Linked DNA regions of Homo sapiens: region 2 is linked to region 1. The links are chromatin loops, found by intact Hi-C in ENCODE. Cell type or tissue: PC-3. All regions are shown on one strand. Each heading gives the region's core, and the rest is flanking DNA. Links, peaks and the distances in the headings are about the cores only.

Evidence for each region. Hi-C counts contacts between places; a loop is a spot of excess contacts. Peaks named below come from ENCODE experiments on the same cell type or tissue, not always from the same donor. Only the 100,000 strongest peaks of a DNase experiment are listed, where the experiment ranks them.
Region 2: a loop joins it to region 1, with 2.2 times the contacts of the local background. A loop is called at or near these places in 10 of 110 quality-filtered maps.

The regions. Positions count from the first base shown.
Region 1 is chr1:171,980,311-171,992,529 of GRCh38, reverse strand. DNM3 (dynamin 3) reads right to left here. Exons shown (of 21, transcript NM_015569.5): 3 at 4,725-4,874; 4 at 3,382-3,585. Among named protein-coding and RNA genes, the nearest start is that of DNM3-IT1, 120 kb to the right of the region's middle. RefSeq lists a silencer at 8,556-8,745. In PC-3, for the core only: CTCF peaks have their summits at 6,502, 6,701 (motif pointing left), 7,473 (motif pointing right) and 8,754 (motif pointing right); DNase peaks (open chromatin) are centred at 4,079, 6,679, 7,479 and 8,749; H3K27me3 peaks cover 1,976 bases.
Region 2 is chr1:171,845,433-171,857,651 of GRCh38, reverse strand. The region is part of intron 1 of DNM3 (dynamin 3); the gene reads right to left. Among named protein-coding and RNA genes, the nearest start is that of DNM3, 10 kb to the right of the region's middle. In PC-3, for the core only: a CTCF peak has its summit at 6,545 (motif pointing right); no DNase peak of the experiment used is centred there; H3K27me3 peaks cover 7,523 bases.

The sequences.
Region 1 (12,219 bases), core at 2,486-10,485:
TTTGTAAATAAGCCAAGCCTATGATAGTTTTTTTTTAATCTCATTTAACTTTCTGGAGTAGATTTGTGGCATAAAATGACATACTCCTGACTGACAGTCAATGCTATATTTTCCTTACGCTATAACAACACATCGAATATACTGGGAATGACTTTGTGGATATTGATTCCTTTCTGGCAAACTGATGACTCCCTCCACAAACATTCATTGCTCTCACCTAATGATCTGTGATCACATGAGTTTATTTTAGGTCATAAATGAATCTTCTTCTGAAAAGCCTGAGAAATGAGATGTAGTTACTGCCCATTAATATTCCCTATGTGCACAACAGGGGTAAAATATAGCATGAATATGTTAAACCAATTTTAAGAAATCACTTTACAAGATTTATTAGTTGGCCAATTTTTTTAGTTTACATTTATTATAAAATTCATAATACACACAAATAAAATATTCTCCAATGGCTTTTCTTCTACTAGATTGGAAGTTGTGAGGATGTGAGACAGGATATCTATAGCCATCTTGTCACCCTTGAAAAGAATTTATCTTAAAAAAGAAACAATTTCAAAGAGGCTGAACCAAGGTAGGACGAAAGAGAAATCAGGGACTGAATGGTATCATTTGCAGTCCTCCATGAAGCTTCATCTGGATTGTCATATTGCGGTACGCATTTTTAGTCTTCTTCCCTATTCCCCAGCACACAACTACTAAAGTCCTTGGAATCTTCAAAGTGATAAGTATCTTTTTGCAGGCTAATGGGTTGGTAAGTGGCTGGCAGCTCCTGGATAGCTTCAGCAAGTGGACTGGTCACTAGAAAGAACAGATATGACCTCCTAGGAGGGATGAGGGGCTGAAGTTTAAGTTGATCACCAATAGCTAATGATTTAATCAATCATGCCTACATAATGAAGCTTCCATAAAAATCCAAAATGGGCTGGGTTTGGAGAGCTTCTGGATAGCTGGAGATGCAGAGGTTTCTAGAGGATGGTGTGCCCGGAGAGAACATGGAAGCTCCACATCGCTTCTCATACATTGCCCTATGCATCTCTTCATCTGTATCCCTTGTAATATTCTTTATAACAAAGAACTGTTTCTCCGAGTTTTGTGAGCCCCTCTAGCAAATTAATAGAACACAAGAAGAAGGTTGTAGAAACCCCAATTTATAGCCAGTCAGTCAGAGCACAGGGTAAACAACCTGGATCTTGTAACTGGCATCAGAAGTGGGGGTCATCTTGTGGGACTGAACCCTCAATCAGTGTGATCTGATGCTATTTCCAGGTAAATAGTATCAGAATAAAATTTAATCAGAGGATACCTAGCTGATGTCTGCTGCAGAAAAGAATTAATTGCTTGTTTGCAGTAGGGAGAAATCACCACACATCTGGAGTCAGAAGCGTGTTTGAGAATATAGTAGGAGAAGCTGAGTTTGTTTTTTCTACGTGGACTACGTGTGGACTCCTCAGGAATGTGACTGGGCTGAACTCACTAGAATTCACTGATGGTATGACTCTCTCTGTCCCAATCAGACAACCATGGCTCAATCTCCTATGGGAAAGAAGGCTGTAAGACAGGAATGGTTCAGCACCATTTTTATAACTAGATTCCAGTCCCAGTTTATAATCTGACTCTTCCAAGCCACTGACGCTGTAAAGGGAGTCCTGGTGATGGTCCTTACTTGTCATCTGGAGCCTCTACCTGCTTGTTACAAGCCCCAGTTTCAGGGATGGTGGAGGAAACCAAGAAGAAAAAAACAGTTACCATTGCAGAATTCTGGAAAGGCCTAAGAATTGGAGAACCAATGCTAGGGTATAGGAAGAGCTGAAAATAAAAGAATTGGCTGAAGGCTCCTAGAGGACACACCCACATAGCTACCCTTCCTCAACCTCAGCAGAGTACTGAAGACTTGCTTCAAAAGAGGTTGAACCAGAGGGACTCTGGACTCCAGAAGAATTTCAGGAATGCCATCATGAAAGCAGAGGAATTAATTAAAAGTGTACACACTGAATAGTGAGAACCATCCTCCTCCCACTCCATCCCCTGACCCACCAATTCTTGGCTCCAAGAACACTAGACATCAGGCTTATACCAGACCAGCTCAGGAGAAAATACTCATAGAACCTAACAGTTGAGGAAGTCTCCTAACAAAATGGTCAACTCTCAGCACAGTTACTCCATGGGAAAACCCACTGGTCAATGAATCCCTGTCATGTACATAAATCAGCTTTTTGGTGCTCCACTCTCATGCACGAACAAGCGGCAAAAGATCGACAAACATTTGAAAAAGGTCTCTAACATCAAAGACAGAGACAAAAACAAACAATCAGAAAACAATAGATTCAGACAATGTAGATTACAAAAGAAAACCTTCAAAAAGCTCTCACTAAAGTCCTTGGAGGAAGATATTGTATTTATGAAAACAAGAACATGATGCTATTTTAAAAAATAAAAATAAGATTCACAAAGTAAAAATATGCTTTTGGAACCTCTAAAATGAATCAGAAGAGCAGAAGATAAAGTTGATAAAATCTTGCAGAAAGTAGAACAAAAAGACAAAGAAATGATTATAGAAGAGAAAGATTGAAATAAAGGATTCATTTAGGAGTTCTAACATGCTAATAAGAACTACAGATAAAAAGAACAAAGAAATTGGGACAATTAATTATCAAAAAAGAAAAATTCCTAGAACTGAAGAACATGTATCTCCATATTGAAAGGGCACATCATTGAATGCCCTTCCACAATCACTTTAAACAGACACACACCAAGGCCAGCACTGAGGTCTCTGAAGATAAACTGTCGTTATTCAACTTAGAGAAGTAAAAAGTTTAAACATACGCATAAGAAAGGACCTTTTCTGGATATTGAGATGACAATACCAAATAAATCCCTGCTTATACGTACATTTTTTCTCAAATAATTATAAGCTAAATAATATCTTACATGCATTAGAGCTTCCTATTTTAAAGAAACAAGACAAAGTAAAAAACACAAAGGTTTTTCACTGGAAGCATATGCAGGTAACTCATAATAATTAGTAGATTGTCTGAATTCTGCTGTACCAGAAGTTTATTTTACCAACTTTTTAAAATATGCAGCCCATGAGGCTTAGAAATGCCTGTTTTCTTAGATCTCATTATTCTTAGATTTATATAGATTTTGACTATATAAATTTCATTATTTTAGTAAATCTTTACTAAAATTATTTATTATTTTTTAATATTAAATACTGAATTTTCTATTTAAAATACAAAAGGTTTAACAACATTAATAATGGCTAATTTATTTATAATGAAACCAAATCTTAAGAATTTATGTTACCTTTAAAGATACCAAAACTCCTGACACTTTAATTCCTTCTCATCTTAGTAGTCACACACTCACCTTGAGGATCAACTTCTTTAGCTAGCTTCAGCGCATCTGAGTTTGCAAGATCAGTGTTGGCTGGAGTAACAGCTAAAATCAGACAGTTCTCCCTCGTGATGAACTGCATAATCATTTCTCTGATCTGATACTCGATATCTGGTGGCTGATCTCCCACAGGCACTTTAGTTATTCCAGGTAGATCAATAAGGGTTAGATTTAACACTGTGTGGAAAGGATAAAGGAGTCTTACATACACCTTCAATGCTAAAAGATAACAATACAGAATCATTTGTCACTTAGCTCAGCCTTCTACTTTGTGTATCTGAACAACTCCAACCCATGTGTGTAGAATAAAGAGCATAAAATAAAAATGGTTTTGCTAGTTTTCTCTATTTTTATGATATGATTGTGCTATGCCAAATGATCACTTTAACATAATTTGAAAGGCACTGATTTGCATGCCTAACAGTTTGCTCAGAAAGCTGTCATATCTGTAACTAGGGGGTTATAATTAAAACACCAAATGAGAAATGCATATGCTATCTGCCAGTCTTATACATTGCCTTCAAGTGGTATAAAAACTCACAGGGTAAGACTGCCCTTTCCTTAAAAAGTATCATTTTTTTTTTTTAATAGAAAGTTAACCACTTAGCCTAGTAGAAAGCTGTTAGCCATTCGTGGTGCCCTGGGTTTACTGAATCAGCTGTACAAACAGAGTCAGTGACAACATGACTCTAGCCCAACCTCTCCATATAAACAATGTTGGCACCAAGTACCCTTGGGAAGTCATAATTGAGCTTATGTCATTTATATTCTGTTTTAAAAGCAATAGAGCTAAGTAGGGAATAAGAAATGAAAATTTGCCCACTAAAAATTTAGTCAGCATACAGGTTATTTCCCATCACACATTATGGATTGGTTATCTAATTTATAAGTTTCTACCGATAGTCTGGGGGAAAAAGTCAGAGCTGATTTCTCAGGAAGAAAATAAATAGGACTATATATGGCTGCAAGACATCCAATAGGGGAAGATGCAACCATAGTAACATGTACCTCTAAGATTTCAGCAAAGACTGAAAAATGGAAGTTTTCATATATACCCTTCTCAAATTCTAAAAGCTTATAATAAAAATGAAGAAAAAATTTGATGACTAACTCAATTCTGTTTTTATTAAAGTCATCTCCTACTGCCTCTCCTTAAATGTCTTAAGAGCTCTTTGAACCATAACATTAATGGGCAGTATCCAAAGGATACCCTAGAAACCCAGCACTATTTGTATCTTCTGTACAAATGATGTATGTTAATTAATGTAGTATAAATGTTTGAGGAGAAGAATTTGGAATTTTATTATTTTACTTACCGTGTGGGGAATAGACTCGTAAATTAATGGGTATGGAGGAAATGCCTTTATTCATTCCAGTCACGCGATCTGTTTCTGCTTCAATCTCAAGGCGAACTTCATCAAAATCTGTAAATTTCTTTCCTTTGCAATGTAGAAACTCGGCATATTCTACAAAAATAAAACCAAAATGACACAACTTAAATTCATGCATTTTTGCCATAATTATAAAAGTTTCTTTAATTATAAGTCAAAGTATCCAATATTCTCTCTTCTTCCTTCATGAACATCCCACAGAACACAGTAGTTACTAAGAATCACAATTAATACTTTAGAAATATTAAACATAGTACAAATGCTATAGATGCTAAATTTGCCAATTTTCAGATAAGCAATTAAATACTAAAACCAGTCCCTAAACCATCTAGCCTATTAAATAATTTAAAGAAAATTTTGGCTATCCAAATGATAAAGCAAACAACAGCACCTGATTGTTAAAGACATTAGATCTGGGATACCTCTGAGTTCTGTTAGCATTCCCCTCTTCAGTATCACCATTTCATCAGGATGGAATGCCAAGTTATATAAATATATCTTCAGAAGGCAAAATAAGTTAAGGGAAATCATTTAATTTGTTAAAAATAAATAATATATGGAATCCTTTAGCTTAAAAACACACTATTGAAAATACCACATCAACTTATACAAAGACAATTTCTCAAGGAAAAAAGTTATAGAGTATTATATCAAAGCAAATATTTACCTGTAATGTAAAATTTTAAAAAAATCCCTCAGCAGAGGGAAAAACACTAAAATAACTACATAAATAACAAAACTGGGTTTTTAAATTTTCAGTAACATCCTACAAGCTGGTGTATTATCAATTTCTGTACCTACTTTGAGAGAAATCAGGTATGTAAAAAACACCACAATTTAAAAGAAAAGCTAGTACAGTACTATTAGATTTTTTAAATGAGTATAAATCTAACAAAGAAACAAATCTCCACAAAGATTTTAGTTTATCTAATATCTCAATGAAGAATTGTACAACTAAACTTAGACTATGCCTAAGCATCTTGGACCCAAATGCCAGATAAGAGCCTGTGAGGTCGAGGCTGCAGTGAGCTGTGATCATGCCACTGCACTCCAGCCTGGGCAAGAAAGTGAGACCCCATCTCAAAAAAAAAAAAAAAGCCAGATGTGGCAATTATTGGTAGCTTTACTACCATTACCCATCATAAACATTTAATATTCACTCTTGAAGATGAAATGGCAAGGTCAATAGCAAGAGAGCTATTGTGGCTGATCTCCCACGGGCACTTTAGTTACTGCAGGTAGATCAACAAGGGTTAGATTTAACACTGTGTGGAAAGGATAAAAGAGTCTTACATACACCTTCAATGCTAAAAGATAACAATACAGAATCATTTGTCACTTAGCTCAGATGTGGTCCGTGTCTTCAAGCAGGTTAGCATTAACTCAAAAAGCTAAGGATTAGACCACTGAGAAAAAACATTAATGCAGGTAGCATAATGTAAATGCTAACCTGCTCTTAAAATGATAAGAAAGGTAGAGATAGAAAAGATGATTTTAAGCTGTGGTACCCAAAAAAGGAAGTGGGGTATGGACTGAATACTGAACAGTAGGGAGGATTTTTACATGTGCAGGGAGAAAGAGGTCTTCCAGAGAATCAGAGAACCTTCATAGGTTCAACAAATCTGGCAGGTTGTCATCCAGTCTCTGCTCGGACCCATCCACTATTGGGTAACAGAAACTTTGATCTCATTGGAAAAAGCTCTGATTGGAAAATATTTATGTTTGGTATGAAACCTGCTTTCTTGTCATATTCCACTAGTCCAACTTTTGTCCTCTGGTGCTACTCAGCTGTGAAAAGGCCGTGTGCATTAATGTGAGTGTCAGCACCCTAAGTTTGTCTCCTTCCTGGGCCTCACACCCTTATCTTGCTTTGTCACATCACCACTCAGGCCCTCTGGTGGCAAAGATTTCCCAGTACCAACCCCAGCCACTCTGGCTGGAAAGGTCACAAGCTCCCAAAGTGGACCAAAAAGTTTCTACTTTAATTTACCAAAGAATTGAAATGACCTAGCTTTTTGGATGTTAGAATGAGAATCAGAGACGGATTTAATTTCTGTCTTTCCTGACAACATGCATGGACATGAGTATTTCTCTTTCTATCTTAGTTTCTCCATATAATGTGCCACTTTCTGAAAAACAGCAAGCTAAGTCTCCCGAAAGCTCATTCCTCTAATGCTGGAAGTATATCCAACAGTAAAGCCTCAACAGGCTGCAGAAATCTGGCCTGAAGAGATCAGTTCATCAAGATAAGGCATGTTCTTCTATACTTACCCTCATAGGCACTGTCTTTATTAGAATATAAATTCCCAGAAGATAGAGCCTTTATTTTATTACCCATTCAAAGCCTAGGCCAGTACCATGTGAATGTAAGAGTATATAGATAAGTAGAGGACAAAACAATACGAAAAACAAAAGAACAAAAGAAGTCAAATCCCAGAAAACAAGCAAAAATTAAAAGGAAAAATTAGAAATAATTTAGAAGAAATGGAACTGTGTTTTTTTCAATGCCATATATTCCATGGAAAATGCACCCTTCAAGACTTATGGCTATCACAACTGTTCTGTCATAGAGTTCATAAGCTTCTGGATCAGGAACTACATTTTCAATCACTGCTAATCGATACATTCCAGTTAACACAAATGTGGATCTCCTTTGTTGCCACTAGATGGCACCTACTTGCTTTCTCTGCAGGAAACATGCCCTTCCGGAAGGGTGTAAAATCAATGCAATTTTCAAATTAGATTTAAATGAGTTCTCAAACTCTTGAAAATACTTTTATCTTGGAATCAAGAGATGATAATTGTTCAGGACCATCTCAAACCTTTGTGTATTTTTATTTATTTTGTCAACCCCTTGGTCAATTTGCAGTGTCTTGTTGAGAATAGTGTCCCCCAGACAGATTCAAGGATTCCTGTATTCATTTATTTATTTGATTAATATTTATTGAGATCACTCTACTTGCCAAGAACTGTTTTAGAAATTGGGATATAATTAAGGGGGGAAAATAAGTCTCTAGGCTCACGAAGCTTAAATTCTAATCAGGTAAAAGAGTAAACAATATGTGTGTGTGTGATGCTAAGTGCTATGGAGAAAATAAAATAGCAGGGGGATAGCAAATGCTCTGGGAAAGGGGTTGCTTGGTTATGTGGTATAGATAAGGAAGGCTTCCATGACAGGGTAAAGTGACCTTTGAGCAATGACTCAAGAAAGGAAGGCAGCAGGCCATGCTGTATGGAAGGGCATCCGGGCAGAGTGCCTAAAGCAGATGTGTGTTCGGCATGTTGAGGGACAGCCAGGTCCACGTGGCTGGAGCACCGGGCGGTGTGGAGGGGAGGGAGGTGGGAAACAAGGCCAGTGCTGTGGACAGGCCTGGATGTGGAGGGCCCGTGGACCATTTTAAGGACTTTGATTTTTCGCTGAGTGAGATGGCAGACCATCTGAAGGATTTGGGGTAGAGTAGAAACATGCTGTGACCTAGGTTTGAAACAACTGTGGATGCTGTGTTGAGGACAGACAATGATGAGCAAGAAAGGAAGCTTACTATTGAAATCATCCCGGGGAGAGCTGCTGAGGCTTAGACCAGGGTGGCAACAGTGGGGTGGTGATGAGTGGTTAAATTCTAATGTATTTTGAAAGAAAAAGCAACAGAATTTGCTGATGGATTTAAGCTGCGATATGAGAGAAAGAGAAGCATCAAGGATAACTTCAAAGGGTTTGACCTAAGCCACCAGAAAAAGTTTGAAATAGAAAAAGACTGAAGGGAAGAGGATGAGAAGGGATGGGATGGGATGGGATGTGGGTTGGGACCTACTAAGCTTGTGATGGCCATGACACACCCATCCAAGTTGAGAAAAAGCACTGCTACTAAGGTTGAGGACCACACAGCTGAAGGAGACACCATTCATATTCAGTCTTTGGATAGGTGTCTCTACTCTGAAAAATTTCCAGAAGATGGCAGTCATGTGCTTGAGGAAAGGGCAGCTTTTTCTAATTTGTACAAAAATATCTTCACGGCTAGATATATGCATCTTTTGTTCATGGAGAAGTCCAAGTGAGAGATATATATTTGGTAGTCATTCAAGTCAGGTAAGTGATGAGATCACTAAGCAAGAGTTAGACAGGGAAGAGGTCAGAGTACCAGGCCCTGGGTTTTCCAAAGTTTAGAGGTCAGGAGATGGAGACTTAGAAGGTAGGAGAAAACAGTAAGGGGAAAACAAAGCCAAGAAAAGAGGAGACGTCCATCAAACCCTGCCAACATGTCCAGTAACATGAGGACTAAGAATGGATCTTAGAATTTGGCAACTTGAGGATCCTTCAGGAGGAGGTTTAAGGCAGCCTCAACCTCCTGGGCTCAAGTGATCCTCCCACCCTAGCCTCCTGAGTAGCTGGGACTACAGGCAGTGTGCCACCACATCTGGCTAATTTTTATTTATTTTTTGTAGTGATGAGGTCTCACTGTGTTGCCTGGGCTGGTCTCGACCTCTTGGCCTCAAGTGATGTTCCCACCTTGGCTTCTGAAAGTGCTGGGATTATAGGAGTGAACCACTGTGCCCAGCCAACAGTTCTTTTAAGGAGTTTTGTTGTAAAGAAGAGGAGAGAAGGGAGAGGGCAGCTACAGAGGGATGTGAAGTCAAGAGAGAATTTTGTAAAGATGGCAAATTAATGGCATGCTCATAGGCTGAAATGGTAACACCCAGGATAAGGGAAGTGAGAAGGCACAGATGCTGAAGTGATGTCTGAGGGGAGGGAAATAGGAGGCCAGAAAGAAAGAAACAAACATGCCAGGGCATCCATAGGAACAGGAAAGAGGCAGAACAATGAGCATGGATGAGATGAATAGGTAGAACTGATGGTGGTGGGAACCTGTGAAATTCATCAGGGGACTGTAGAGATTGATCATATTTGTCTGAAGTCATTTTACATCTTTACTGGTTAACTATGTGGTTTACTTGTTAACCATTTAACCATCTCACTGGTTAAACTGTATAAGTACTATTATACAGTTTATATACTACTATAATACTGTATAAATACAAAATGCATTATACACACACACACACACACACAAACACACACATGCATGCAAAAAGTGATCCTAAATGAGTGACCTCAGAGTAATCACAGCAGGGATGACAATTTGGGTCTAATCTATGTCCATCACTGGGGTTCAGACCTGCCCAGCCTATCTGGAAAACCGATAGGGCAGGAACCACAAAGTACTTTTTTCTACGGAAACCAAAGAGCCTCCTGGAAAAGAATTCAACCTACAGGATGGAAAATTCAGCAAAACAAGCTGACCTGGCTTTTCAGGAAAGGGCTACCTGTAATCTGTCTTCTACCTAGCTCCAGAGACTCATAGATCTGTGTCCTCTTGTCTCTATGATGATAATTGTAGTTTGGGGATGAAGGAAATTCTAGCATCTAAGTCAAACTCTATAGAACGAGTTGTACTAGCTGATCAATAGCTGGATCTTTTAATAGCTGCTAAATGTGTGTCTTCTACTATAGTATACTATGGTAAACCATAGTATACCATAGTTTACCACGGTTTTATACTATGGTGAACTAACATGTCTGAAGGTTACACAATCTCATCTTATAGTTTTGAGATACATTCTTTCTTACAGAAAGGTACAATTTCCAGTGGCATGAGCTCTCTTGACATGTTCTCAGTATTCCTTTCATTCTAAATGCTTCATAGTTGGGCACATGAAATGGTCTTTTCCTCAAACAACTTGAGGCTTCAGCCCAGCATCAATGTGAGTAGTCAGTGCATTAAATCTCCTAGCCACAAAGTCATACAAAGGATGAAGGTTATGTGTACATAAGCATTGAAACCGTGATAACGCATCCGTGAAATTTTATTTTGTCGCAGTATAACCTGTCTTATTGAAATTTATTTCATTTTCACAAAATAAAATTTCTCTGTTTTCATTTTCACAAAATAAAACTCCTAGTTTTGATTATTTTCTGTTTTTACAATGTTAAAAATAGCCTACAATTGAAGCAAAGGTTAAGATACATTACTATATCAAAGAATGATTAGGAAGGAAAAAAGGAGAATATTTAAAAAATCAGAGCTATAATTCTATTTTATTTTTATTTCCTTTTAAAACATTTTAGCACTGTCATTTTTACTGGTCATGAAAAACAAATTATGCTAGGTTAAACAACTGACAAACTGTTTGGGGGAAGGATGAGATGCATTTATGCCTGGGCAATGTTCCAATCATCTGTGAAAAGCACAGCATGACTGTAAGAATTTAAATATTTCCAATATGCCCCTTCCATGAGTAAAAATATGTATATGTCTTAATTAATCAAGGTTAAGTAGAAAGGAATTATTATAGAGCACTAGGAAAAAATGATCTCTTGTCCATCTTTATTCTAAGAATCAAGGTTCCTCAAAATTTTAACTGGAGTTTTCTTATTTCTGAAATGTTTTAATAGCAATGTTTTGTGAGCACAGGGCTCCAGTGAAAACAGAGTACAGGGGTCATATACATAAGGGACTGTCTTCAGTGCAACAAGCTGAATTCACTGGCTGTATAAAGCATCTATGTATGACTATATTTAAAAACATATTTCCTCAAAGGCAGAGATACATTTTACTCTTCTGTGTTTCCCTAATGCCTATTATATTTAGAGTAAAGAACATCTGTAGGCCGGGCACGGTGGCTCACGCCTATAATCCCACCACTGAGGCTGAGGCGGGTGGATCACCTGAGGTCAGGAGTTCGAGACCAGACTGGCCAACTTGGTGACACCCTGTCTCTATGAAAAATACAAAAATTAGCCAGGTGTGATAGCAGGTGCCTGTTATCCCAGCTACTCAGGAGGCTGAGGCAGGAGAATCACCTGAATCTGAGACGTGGAGGTTGCAGTGAGCCTAGATCATGTCACTGCACTCCAGCCTGAGTGACAGAGTGAGACTCTGTCTCAAAAAAAAAAAAAAAAAAAAATCTGTAGATTTCTTTCTTCTTTAAAGCAGAATACTTTGGATATAACAATGCTTCCAATAAATACTCCATGTTCTTACTCACATATGAAAGCTAAAAAAGTTGATCTCATAGAATTAGAGAGTAGAATAGTGGTTACTAGAGACTGAGAAGTGTTGGGAGGCAAAGGAGATAGGGAGAGGTTGGGGAGCAGATACAAAAGTACAGCTAGATAGGAGTAGTAACTTCCAGAGTTCTGTAGCACTGAAGGGGAACTACAGTTAAGAATAATAAATTGTATATTTTCAAATAGCTAGATGAGAGGATTTTGAATGTTCCCAACACTAAGAAATGCTAAATGTCTGAAGTGATGGATATGCTGACTACCCTAATTTGATCATTACACATGGTATATATATACTGAAATATCATACTGTACTCCATAAATATGTACAATTATTATGTGTTAATTAAAAATAGT
Region 2 (12,219 bases), core at 1,709-9,708, 130 kb after region 1:
TGAAACAGTCAGAAATATTCAAGTTTTAAACAGTTTTGAACCATAAGTCATCAGGACATCTGAGAAGGTCAAAATCAGCATAGACAGAGTGTTCAAACGGGATGTTCCATGGATAACCCTGAGCTTGATGGTAGAATGGAAGATCTGACCAGTTGCAAGTAGAGAGAGAATGCATTCCTTCCCTCTCTAAACTTATTTACTTCTATGAATTTTACTATCCTTCCTCCAGGGATCTACTCAAAGTTTGAAATTATTTTTTATTCCCTCTCTGCCTTTCTGTCACTCACCATTTGTAATCACAGCCTCTGTCTCTGAAATGACCTGTATCCATTTCCACCAGTAAACATACTTTTTCAAGCCCTATTACCATTCAATCATTAATTCCCCACTGGTACCTCAGATGTCTCCCTCCATCTATGTATCCTCCAGTTAATATGTGGCCAACTTAATCTTCCTAAAGCCTGACTCCAGGCACACTGCAATGTCTCTTACAAATCATTAACAGCTCCTCATTGCTTCCTAAATTCAGTACCAATTCCTCATCTTAGCAATCCTCCATAGGGCCCCAATTCACTCTGCCAGCTCTATCTCCCACCACTCCTCTTCTAGACACATAGGTCACATAGAAAATTCTCTGTTCCCTAAACACATCCTTATTTCTGTGCGTCTGGCTTCATCTCGATCTATCAAATTCTTACTATTTAATGCCCATTTCAAATTCTACTAGTTTACATGAAATCTTTCTTGGACTCTCCAAAGAAAAATTGAAAGACTGCTTCTTCAGGCAAGAGAAAGAAATAAATGGCATCCAAATAGAAAGAAATGAAGTCAAACTATCCCTGTTTGCAGAGATGACATGATTTGATATCTAGAAAACCCCATAGTGTCATCCAGCTGATAAACAACTTCATCAAGGTTTCAGGATAGAAAAATCCGTGTACAAAAATCACTATCATTTCTATATACCAACAACACCCAAGCTGAGAGCCAAATCAGGAACACAATCTCATTCACAATTGCCACAAAAAGAATAAAATACCTAGGAACACAGCTAACCAGGGAGGTGGAAGATCTCTACAATGAGAACTACAAAATACTGCTCAAAGAAATCAGAGATGACACAAACAAATGGAAAAACATCCCATGCTTATGGATAGGAAGAATCAATATCATTAAAATGGCCATATTGCCCAAAGCAATTTATAGATTCAATATTATTCCTATCAAACTACCAATGTCATTCCTCACAGACCTAGAAAAAAACTATTTTAAAATTCAAATGGAACCAAAAAACAGCCAAGTAGCCAAGGCAATGCTAAGCAAAAAGAACACAGCTAAACTAATTATACTACCTGACTTCAAACTATACTACAGGGCTACAGTAACCAAACAGCATGGTACTGGTACAAAAACAAACACATAGACTGATGGGACAGAATACAGAATAGAGAGCCCAGAAATAAGGCCACACACCTACGACTATCTGATCTTCAACAAAGCTGACAAAAACAAGCAATGGGGAAAGGACTACCTATTCAATAAATAGTGCTGGGATAACTGGCTAGCCATATGCAGAAGATTGAAGCTGGACCCCTTCCTTACACCATATATAAAAATCAACTCAAGATAGATTACGGACTTAAATGTAAAACCCAAAATTATAAAAACCCTGGAAGACAACTTAGGCAATACCATCTGAGACGTAGGAATGGGCAGACTTCATAACAAAGACACCAAAAGCAATAACAACAAAAGCAAAAATTGACAAGAGGGATTCTAATTAAACTTAAGAGCTTCTGCAAAAGAAACTATCAATAGAGTAAACAGACCACCTACAGAATGGGAGAAAATTTTTGCAAACTATGCATCTGACAAAGGTCTAATATCCAGCATCTGTAAGTAACTTAAACAAATTTACAAGAAAAAAGTGGGCAAAGGACATGAACAGACATTTTTCAAAAGAAGACATACAGATGGCCAACAGGGATATGAGAAGAAAAAAATAAAAAAGCTCAACATCACTGATCATCAGAAAAATGCAAATCAAAACCACAATGAAGATACCATCTCACACCAGTCAGCATGGCTATTATATAAAAGTCAAAAAACAACAGATGCTGACAAAGATATGGAGAAATGGTAACACTTATACACTGTTGGTGAGAGTGTAAATTAGTTCAACCATTGCGGAAAGGAGTATGGTGATTCCTCAAAGAACTAAAAGCAGAAGTACCATTCAATCCAACAATCCCATTACTGGGTATATACCCAGAGAAACATAACTCATTCTACCATAAGGACACATGCATGTGAATGTTCACTGCAGCACTATTCACAATAGCAAGGACATGGAATCAACCTAAATGCCCATCAGTGACAGATTGGATAAAGAAAATATGGTACATATATACCATGGAATACTATGCAGCCTTGAAGGAATGAGATCATGTTCTTTGCAGGAACACGGACGGAGCTGGAGACCATTAAGTTTAGCAAACTAACACAGGAACAGACAACCAAATGTTGCCTGTTCTCACTCATTAGTGGGAGCTAAATGATGAGAATTCATAAACACAAAGGAAACAATAGACACTGGGGCCTCCTTGAGGGTGAAGGGTGGGAGAAGGGAGAGTATCAGAAAAAATAACTATTAGGTACTCGATTTAGTACCTGGGTGAAGAAATAATCTGTACAACAAGCCCCCATGACACAAGTTTACCTATAAAACAAACCTGCACATGTGCCCCTGAACCTAAAATAATAATTTTTAAAAAAGGAAAAATTGGGCCAGGCACAGTGGCTCACACCTGTAATCCCAGCACTTTGGGAGGTGGAGGCTGGCGAATCACCTGAGGTCAGGAGTTTGAGACCAGCCTGGTGAAACCCCGTCTCCACAAAAAAAAAAAAATTAGCCTGGCATGCTGGTGGGGGCCTGTAATCCCAGCTCTTCAGGAGGCTGAGGCAGGAGAATCACTTGAATCTGGGAGGCAGAGGTCTTTCAATTTTTCTTTGGGAGAGTCCAAGAAAGATTTCATGTAAACCAGTAGGATTTTAAATGGGCATTAAATAGTAAGAATTTGATAGATTGAGCTGAGATCCCGCCACTGCACTCCAGCCTGGGCGACAAGAGCGAGACTTTGTCTCAGAAAAAAAGGAAAAATTGCTCTTTTCCTTTGATCATCCAGAACACTGCACCTCTAAAGGCACCCAAATTCTGTCTAAACTTCCATCCCCAGTAATAATAATCATAAACAGGTAACTATGTTACCATGTGACAGACACTCTCCTAAGTGTTTTACATGTATTAATTTAATTTTTACAACCACCACATGAGGAGGGTACTACTATTGTCCCATTGTACCAATGAGGAAGCTGAGGCACAGGCAGGTTAAGTGATTGCCTTCGATCACAGAACTATTAAGTGGCAGAACTACGATGTGAACCCAGGGAGTCAGGCTCCACAGAATACATGTTCTTTACCTCAACACTCTGTAAGTTCTGACTACACTCTATGCTAGTCTACACTAGTTTCTGTTAAGGGCAAATATTTTTTTTTCCATCCCAAAACAGTGTCTTTCACAAAGTAGCAACTCAAGTATAGGTTGATTGTTTGAACCCATTTTGGTCATAAAATATGCTCTACTCAAGCTATTCATGTTCTTAAGTCATCAGAAATTGCCATTGCATACACAGAAAAGATGAAAAAAATGAGGTGAATACCTCTGGGAGGAGTGGAAAACAAAGCTGAATGGTCAGAAAGTTTTGAAAACCAAGTAGAGATTTTTAAAGGGGAGGGAGGGGACTGCAGGTTACTGAGGACAGAGATATTAAACTTGTGTTTTGGAAGATTAACCTGAGAGCAGCAATATTTACATGGAATAGATGAATAAGAAATGGAGAGAGTGAGAGGGCAGGATGCTGTCAGAGTTATCCCACATGCGAAAGGAGGACAGCTGAGACTCTGATGGTCAGAATGAGAATAAAGAGGAAAAGGCTGACCAAAAAGATGTTTTGAATAAAGAAATTACAAGATGTGTTAGATATAGGAAGATTTTAAAAATAAAAAAAGGAAACTAAACTATGTTTATTTTTTAAGTTTCTAGACTAGTATACCACTGAAAGAAATTGGGTCAATTAGAAAAGCAGATTTTAAAATTAAGCTTTTTTAAAAAATAAATAAATACAGACCAGGCACAGTGGTTCATGCCTGTAATGCCACCACTTTGGGAGGCCAAGGCAGGAGAAATACTTGAGCCCAGGAGTTCAAGACCAGCCTGGACAACATAGGGAGACCCTGTGTCTACAAAAAATAATTTAAAAATTAGCTGAGCATGGTGGTGCGGACTTGTGGTCTCAGCTACTCGGAAGGCTGAGGTGGGAGGATCTCATCAGCCAGGGATATCAAGGCTGCAGTGAGCAGTTTTCATGCCATTGCCCTCCAGCCTGGGTGACAGAGCTAGAGCCTGTCTCAAAAAAAAAAAGAATAAATACAGTTTACCTCTAAAACACCCTTAACCACAGCTGCTTCATGGAATTAGCCATTCCAGGAGAGAGTCCAGCTTCTTTACATCCATACAATGACAGGCATAATGATTTTTTGAAGGTCTAGACCCAGAGAGGTCTTAACTCTTTTATAAGTCTGTCATTTCTTATCTACCTACAGATAACCTATAGAAAACACACATTTTTTTAAAGCCAGGTTTCTCTCTGACATCCATCAAGCCAAATCGTAGACTGTTTAAAACAAACAAACAAACAAACAAACAAAAAACCTTCAAAGTCCTTTTGTTCAACCCCTCTCCTGACTACACCATGCCAAGCAGCCAGCAAGTCATCAATCGCCAGTCTCTACACTTATGGGGATGGAATACTTACTGTTTCACAGGCAATCCATTCCATTTTTTAAAGTGTTCTATTGAACAGTCTCCTCTACGTTAAGTTTAAGTCTATCTGCCTGTAACATTCACCCATTTGTTCTAATTATGTCTTCTGGGGAGATAACTGAGTCAGTCTAATCCTTTTCCAAGTAACAGCTCCTCAAATATTTAGAGACAGTATCATGAACTCACCAACTATTCTCTGACAAATGGCTCTCATAAGAATTGTTAGCCTGGGTATCCTGACAGTGCAGTGCATAGCAATCCTGTACCCACTGGATCACCAAGCTCTTTGAAGGAGCTGTTGCATACCAGAGCCTCACACAATTCCTGGCATATTGTGGACTCTCAACATATGATTCTTTGTAAATGACTCAGTAAATGGACAAATCCATCTGCTAAAAGAATTTTCAAACATGTCCTTTCTTAACTGGTTGTATCATCTACTTACAAACAAGTTTATTAAATTCTCTCTGTCCTCAAAACTCAAATAAATTTCATATAAAGAAAATATAAATTCAGAAGTAATCTGGAAGATAGGCAGGTAAATGAAACATCTTACTAAGAAACCTCAATAGGGGAAAGGGATTTATGTGGTATAAATATAATGTATTTTGGAATGTCTGAATTTGTATTACATGTACATATCACTTTTTCAATTAAAAGACAGCTTTTTTAAATTAATAAAGTTATTTCCATTTTAATTCATCCTAGTGGAATAGTAATGGTATAGTGTGAATTGTGTCTTCTCTAATAAAAAGATATGTCCTGCCATTTAAATAGAAAATAACCAAATAAATGACTAGAAGTAATATTAGATTTAATCTAGATCAGAGGCATTCAACAATTTTGAGGATAACCCATAGTAAGAAATACATTTTACATTGCAGCCTAGTATGCATATACAAATATGCAACTAATACAAAACTTTCACAAAGTGGTACTTATAACTACCTTGGATGTAGTCTGATACTTCGCTTAACACTGTCACACACCATCTACTAAACTGATATCATGGCCCACTATTAGGTCACAATCTACAGTTTAAAAAGCACTGTTCAGGTCGGGTGCAGTGGCTCACGCCTATAATCCCAGCATTTTGGGAGGCAGAGGCGGGCAAATCACCTGAGGTCAGGAGTTCAAGGCCAGCCTGGCCAACATAGCGAAACCCCGTCTCTACTAAAAATATGAAAATTAGCCAGGTGTGGTGGCGCACTCCTGTAGTCCCAGCTACTCAGGTGGCTGAGGCATGAGAATTGCTTGCACCTGGGAGGCAGAGGTTGCAGTGAGCTGAGATCATGCCACTCACTGCACTTCAGCCGGGACGACAGAGCGAGACTCTGTCTCAAAAAACAACAACCGTTCTAATCCAAGCCCACTCAACTATTCTCAACCAATTTATTGATGACAAAGGTATGTTTCAGCTTAGATAAATGGCTTGTACAGAGTCAAGTAGCTGATTCATTCAGTTAGCTCCTGCCATATGCCGGCACTGCACTACGGAAAATGATAAAGGAGACACAGCTCCTGGCTTCGTGGAAGCTGCAAATAGTTGAGCAGACAGAGGAGGCAACCAACTGTTCGGTAGATTCCTGTGCAGTGAAATATTAACAAGGGCCACCAAGGAGGGGCCTCTAAATCAGACAGATAGAGCTGAGAAGACCAGCAGATGACAGCAGAGGCCAGACTAAACCCAGCTCTCACTGTTCTTGGCATGCTACCTTGCTTACCTGTGGCACACTTTGAACAAATATGCAGGGACCACCTGCCACAGGGAGCAGGAGAGAACCAAAGCCACCCCAGACTAACTCATTCACAAATACTCCTAATTCTCACAGTGGTTGAACCTTACCAGTCTTTTCTCTTCGTATGTCCCTACAATCTGGTGGACACTCACAAAAGCATTGCTTCCTCCTTCTCATCTCCCCACTTACTCTGCAAGCAAGGAACTCATGATCCTTCTGCCACTTCCCTTCTTAACTTACTCTGAGGAAAAAAAAAAAAAAACAAAGCCCTAAGAGAATATGTAACTTTCAAAGTACATAATTCAAATCAAGTACCCACACATACACATTTTACATGATATGTTTTTAGGATTAAATAAACAGGCTAAAGTTTCTTAAGTTGAATTTACAAGGACTTCAGTATGCAGGTCGTTCTATCGGTATTTAGATGAGAATGCAGAAATCTCACCACACAATTGTTGCTGTCCTGGTAGTAGGACTCAGAACCATGAATGCTAGGATCTATAAAAATAATTGCAAGCCTTTGCCCCTCTTTTCAAAATATGAAGAGAATGGGTCTTAGTTTTATTAACCAGAAAACATAAACAGACACACATATACAGGGTTCTAAACCTCCACTAGATAAGAAACCCAAAGCTATTCTTTTCAAAGCTTCTGAGGTATATCTAGTAACTTAAAAATAATGTAATTCCAAACAGAACCAGCTGACTAGCTCAGAGCTAAAACTGATGGTTAACAAGTTATGGGAATGTCAATCAAATCAGAATATGAATCTTTCCACTGGAAAAAAGAGTGATTTGGTATTATTTCAACATCTACTACAAAAATGTTGGTACTTCTTTTAAGATCTAATTACACCTTACCTCCTGAACACTTGGTTGTAGATGGTTTCCTTGGGCTCAGACCATACTCTTGCTAAGTAGTCCTGCTTCGCCAACTAGACTTCCTCAATTGTTTTTCCCCCTTCTACACCATCTTTGCCTGCAATTTCATCTAACATTTCCAAAAGAAAAGGAATATGCTAAGAATGGTTTACTTTATATCACAGCATCAAATATCTTCCTTAAAATATATTCTCTAGGAGAAAACTAAAAATAATGTCAGAAAAATTCATTTTAATTCTATTATCTGTTATTAAGTCTATTTTGTTCATTAATTTCTAGTACTCACCATGTGACCCCAGTATGTCACCCAACTTTTTTCCAGCTTAATCTTTTTTATTTCTAAATTAAAGTAAACAAAACATGCTTTTGCTATCTTCTCACAGAAATTCGAAGGATTAATGAAATGATAAAAACTGCTTTGGAACTCTTGGAAGGGAAGAGTATACAAACTGGGTTCACTTTGTATATATTGGTTTAAAAAAAAAAGAACACATTGTGATAATGCATTTAACGAATGTGGGCAATGCTTTCTTTAAAGAAGGCTCAAATATATTCTATTAGCCTTATCTACAAGTAAGTATTTTGATGCAACTGTAATTTTCCAACATTCACGAAAAGAATTTGCAAATACGCATTACCATCTGCCTCAACTTACTTTTGTTTTTAAAACACTCAAAAAATGTCCAGTCTAAATAAAAGATTTAAATTAAGAGCAATCAGTTATTGAATGCATACTATGGACCAGGCACTTGATACCATCTTACTCAGAACTCACACACAGATTAAAAGGTGAAGTCTGCAATCCCTATTTTGCAGATGAAGGAACTGAGGCCAAGTGAGGCTAGATTCCGTAATGAGGAGCCATGCTACCAGTGAGAGTCAGAGGCAGGACTCAAGAGCTGCCAGCAAAGCCTGCACTCCATCACCATGCTGTGATGACTCCTCTTCAAATACTCACTTTTGAGAAATCTAAAAAAATAAGCACCATAAACAAGTTTAGTCACCCATCAAATTACTTATCAAATAGATTAGTCTTTCAATTCCAAGCCACTGGAAGGATAAACAATGAGGTCCTTCAGGATACCTAGCTACTGCTATCATGTATATATATGCTATTCATGGGTATATCATGACCTTGAAGCAGTGGGAAATAAAAATGACACACTGTCACAAAGAAGCACTGAGGTACATTTTAAACCCTTGGAAATAGAGGACTTGCAGCAGGGATATTAGAGAAAAACAAGATCTAAAGCAATCCTGTATCATTCATATAATTCCGGAATTAAATGTATCATCATTTTCCTCAACAACTGCTCTGTTTTTGTTATCAATTAACACTAAAGACAATGCAATATTAATGCTTGTTGAAAAATTGTTAAAATAATCTCTATAACATTAATGGACCTCAATGTCACTCAATGCACTCTAAGAATGCAAACACACACACAAAAAGAATAGAAAACAGGCAAACTGAAGGATGCAGATTTGCTACACAAATACATCTTTATTTTACCTAAAAGTTCACCCACTTGTTTAAATAATAACATTTCCATTTAGATTATTTATTTACATACAACTTTTCAGAAGCTCGTGTTGGTTTAAGCAAGGCCTATTGATGACCATCTCAGGCATATCTTTCTAGCTAATGCCCACCTGGTGGATAAATATTAATAATGTGTAAAAACATCCAATATCTTATTTAGTCTTTTCCTGGGCCCATCTGTTCCCTAAAAGTCACGCTTTACTCACGAGTATACTATTTCAGTCAAATTAACTTGCCTAAGTCTGAGAAAAATTCTGCTCCCTGTCTCCACTATTCTGTATGGGAAAAAAAAGGTAATAAAATGCAATGTCACTGCTGGTCAACTATCAAGAAGAGTAATGAAAGAGAGTATCACGGAAGAGAAAAAGGCTGGCCCAATGCAAAGGGATGGGAAAAGGAGGAGGCAGGGTGAGGGTTGGAGGGAGGTGCTCTAAAACAATAACAGGAGGAAGAGAAGATGATGAACTGGCACAGGCCTCCCAGTTCCTAACATTAAGTTCCAAACCTAGCTCTGATTTCTTCTGACCTTGGGCAAATCTCTGGTTTCTCTGTATCCTACTGTGCTCCAGGAAGTTAGAGAAAATCAAGCCAGAGAAAAGCTTCTTATAATAATGTCATCAAATGCCAGTCTTGCTACTATTAAAGGAAGAAAAGCTAAGCTACCTATGATCACACACACACACACACACACACACACACACACACAGAGAGAGAGAGAGAGAGTAATTAATATGGTATTAATGAACCCTCTAATTTGTTGGAAATGATTTTTAATTCATGAAATGCAAATCATTTAGTGTCAACTCCTTTACCCTCCTCCCATTCTAAACAATTCATTCCATTTTCAGGTTTGCCTTTAGGACATTTTCCCTGACATTTGTGTCTTTGACTTATTCTACTCCTTTAACTAAATGACTTATTCTTTAAAAGGAAAATAGAATTCACCTCCCTTAAGTATTAGTGCCTTGGAAGTCCTTATAAAATACTTGATCTGATCCATCCCACTCTCAATTAACCTTCACTGCATCCAGTTATATTTTTAATCTCTCCAATCTCTTTTTTTTTCCTTGCTGCTCTTCTCTAGGGCCCTCTCCAATATACAGTATCTCTTTGTGATAAAGTCACAGTCTAAATTCAATGCCTTGTTGTCAACTCAGAAACTGAGACACAGATCACCACCTTCCTGCTTTGACATAGATACTTCAGTACATGCAGGCTTGAGCTAAAATGATATGGGCTGCCAGATGACACTGGAAATGCATATATTGTCTACTTTCCACTTATATTCAGTTCAATTTCAGAACTGTAGTTTTTCAGGGATTTTTGTAAAAATAAATTGACATACTATAATTTTTTATCCTGATTAGTTTGCATTATATCTGACTACCTTCATTTTACATGTGCATTTGAAAGTTGTCTCATACTTTATCCTGTCAGTTCTCTTTTTATACATACATAAGCTTCTATGTATTCATATTTTCTTGTATATTCTTACCCAGTAAACTTAGAACTCAATAAATACATGTTCATTGGTTTTATGTGTCCATATTTCTCAAGAGTTCCAGGAGGAGTCATACTGAATCCCAGCTTGGCTGCTTGCTAGCTATACGATCCTGGGTGAATGACTTGTCTCTCCAACCCTGAATTTTCTCCCCTATTGACATGGGGATATGGAAACAGGTAAGGAATAGAAGGTATGAAAAGTATCTAGCAGAATCCATGTCTGCTACCCCATAATGGCTAAGCAAATGTTGGCCCCTTTTTTCCGTCTACTTTATAAAATGTATTTAGTATGACATAATCCATAAGAATTTTTAAATCAATGCAGAGAGTGTGAGAAACTGCAATGCAAACTTGGACTAGGATAAATTGCAAAACTTTGGCCATGCAGAAAATTAAATTGGATCATTCTATATAGCATATGAGCTTGGGACTCTCTTGACTTGGCTCTGGTAGCAGAGGAAAAAAATAATCTATTTCTTTCTAGATACTTGAAGTCCCTCTAAAATAAATGACAATAATAAATAAAACTTCATAATTTAACTTACTAGCCATAGCAAAAGGTACTACCTAAGAAGAATACCTAACACTCTAAATGTATACTCCATTGATAGAGAACCCAATAGCCTACCCTCTAATCCAGCTAAACATTAAGTTTCCATTCCTCCAAGGTTCTGGGTGACTGCCCAACTTCATTCTTAAAGAAGTTAAATCAAGTGCATTTTTGGATAACTGTTAATCATAAGTAAATTCCAAAACAGAGATATCCTATCCAGTCTAGTTATCTTAGTTATATTGCTCTCAGACATTACTAATAAAAAAGGAATTCATTTGATGGTAGTAATTAAGTACCACCAACTGTGAATTTGTGATAACCTAAAAGTATATTATATAATGTTAATTCAGCAAAAATATTTTTGTGATTTCAAGTTCTACCAATTCATTGTTGCATGAAGAAAAGTTCATGTTTTGACACTTTATTTATAGACCTTGGGAACTATGAAGTATGGTTCTCAATAATTATGACATTTTAATTGTAAGCACCATTTATCTAATAACTATAATACTTAGAAGCAATTTCTTGAAAAATATCAGCATAATCACTTTTTAAAAATATTTTATTTCGTCCCCATTAATCAAAAAACTTTTTCTATTTGTGCAGAATTGAGAGTCTATTTACCACTCAGACTAGAATAAAATAATGTGGACTCTTCTGCCTATATAATTAGCATTGAAAAACTAATATTTCTAACAAGCGTGTCATTTTAAAACATCTGCGTATTAGCAACTAGTACAGTTTTCACTTAACACCTCTATAAATGAGTTATATGCACTCTAAAAACATACTTAAATAAACAATCCAATTACATTTTAAAACTCTCTTCAAGAATGTCTAATATAGCAAAGAAAAATACTTATCTTTTAATAAATGTTGCTTCTGCCTAAGGGGTCACCTCAAATCTTCTGTGAAATGAGGCAAGGTAAACATATGTAAATAAATATTAATAAAATCATTAACATAGTAGCTTCTTGTTTATTATTATTATTTGAGACAGAGTCTTGCTCTATCAGCCATGCCGGAGTGCAGTGGCACAATCATGGCTCACTTACAGCTTTGACCTCCTGGACTCAAGTGATCCTCCTACCTCAGCCTCCCAAGTAGTTGGCAC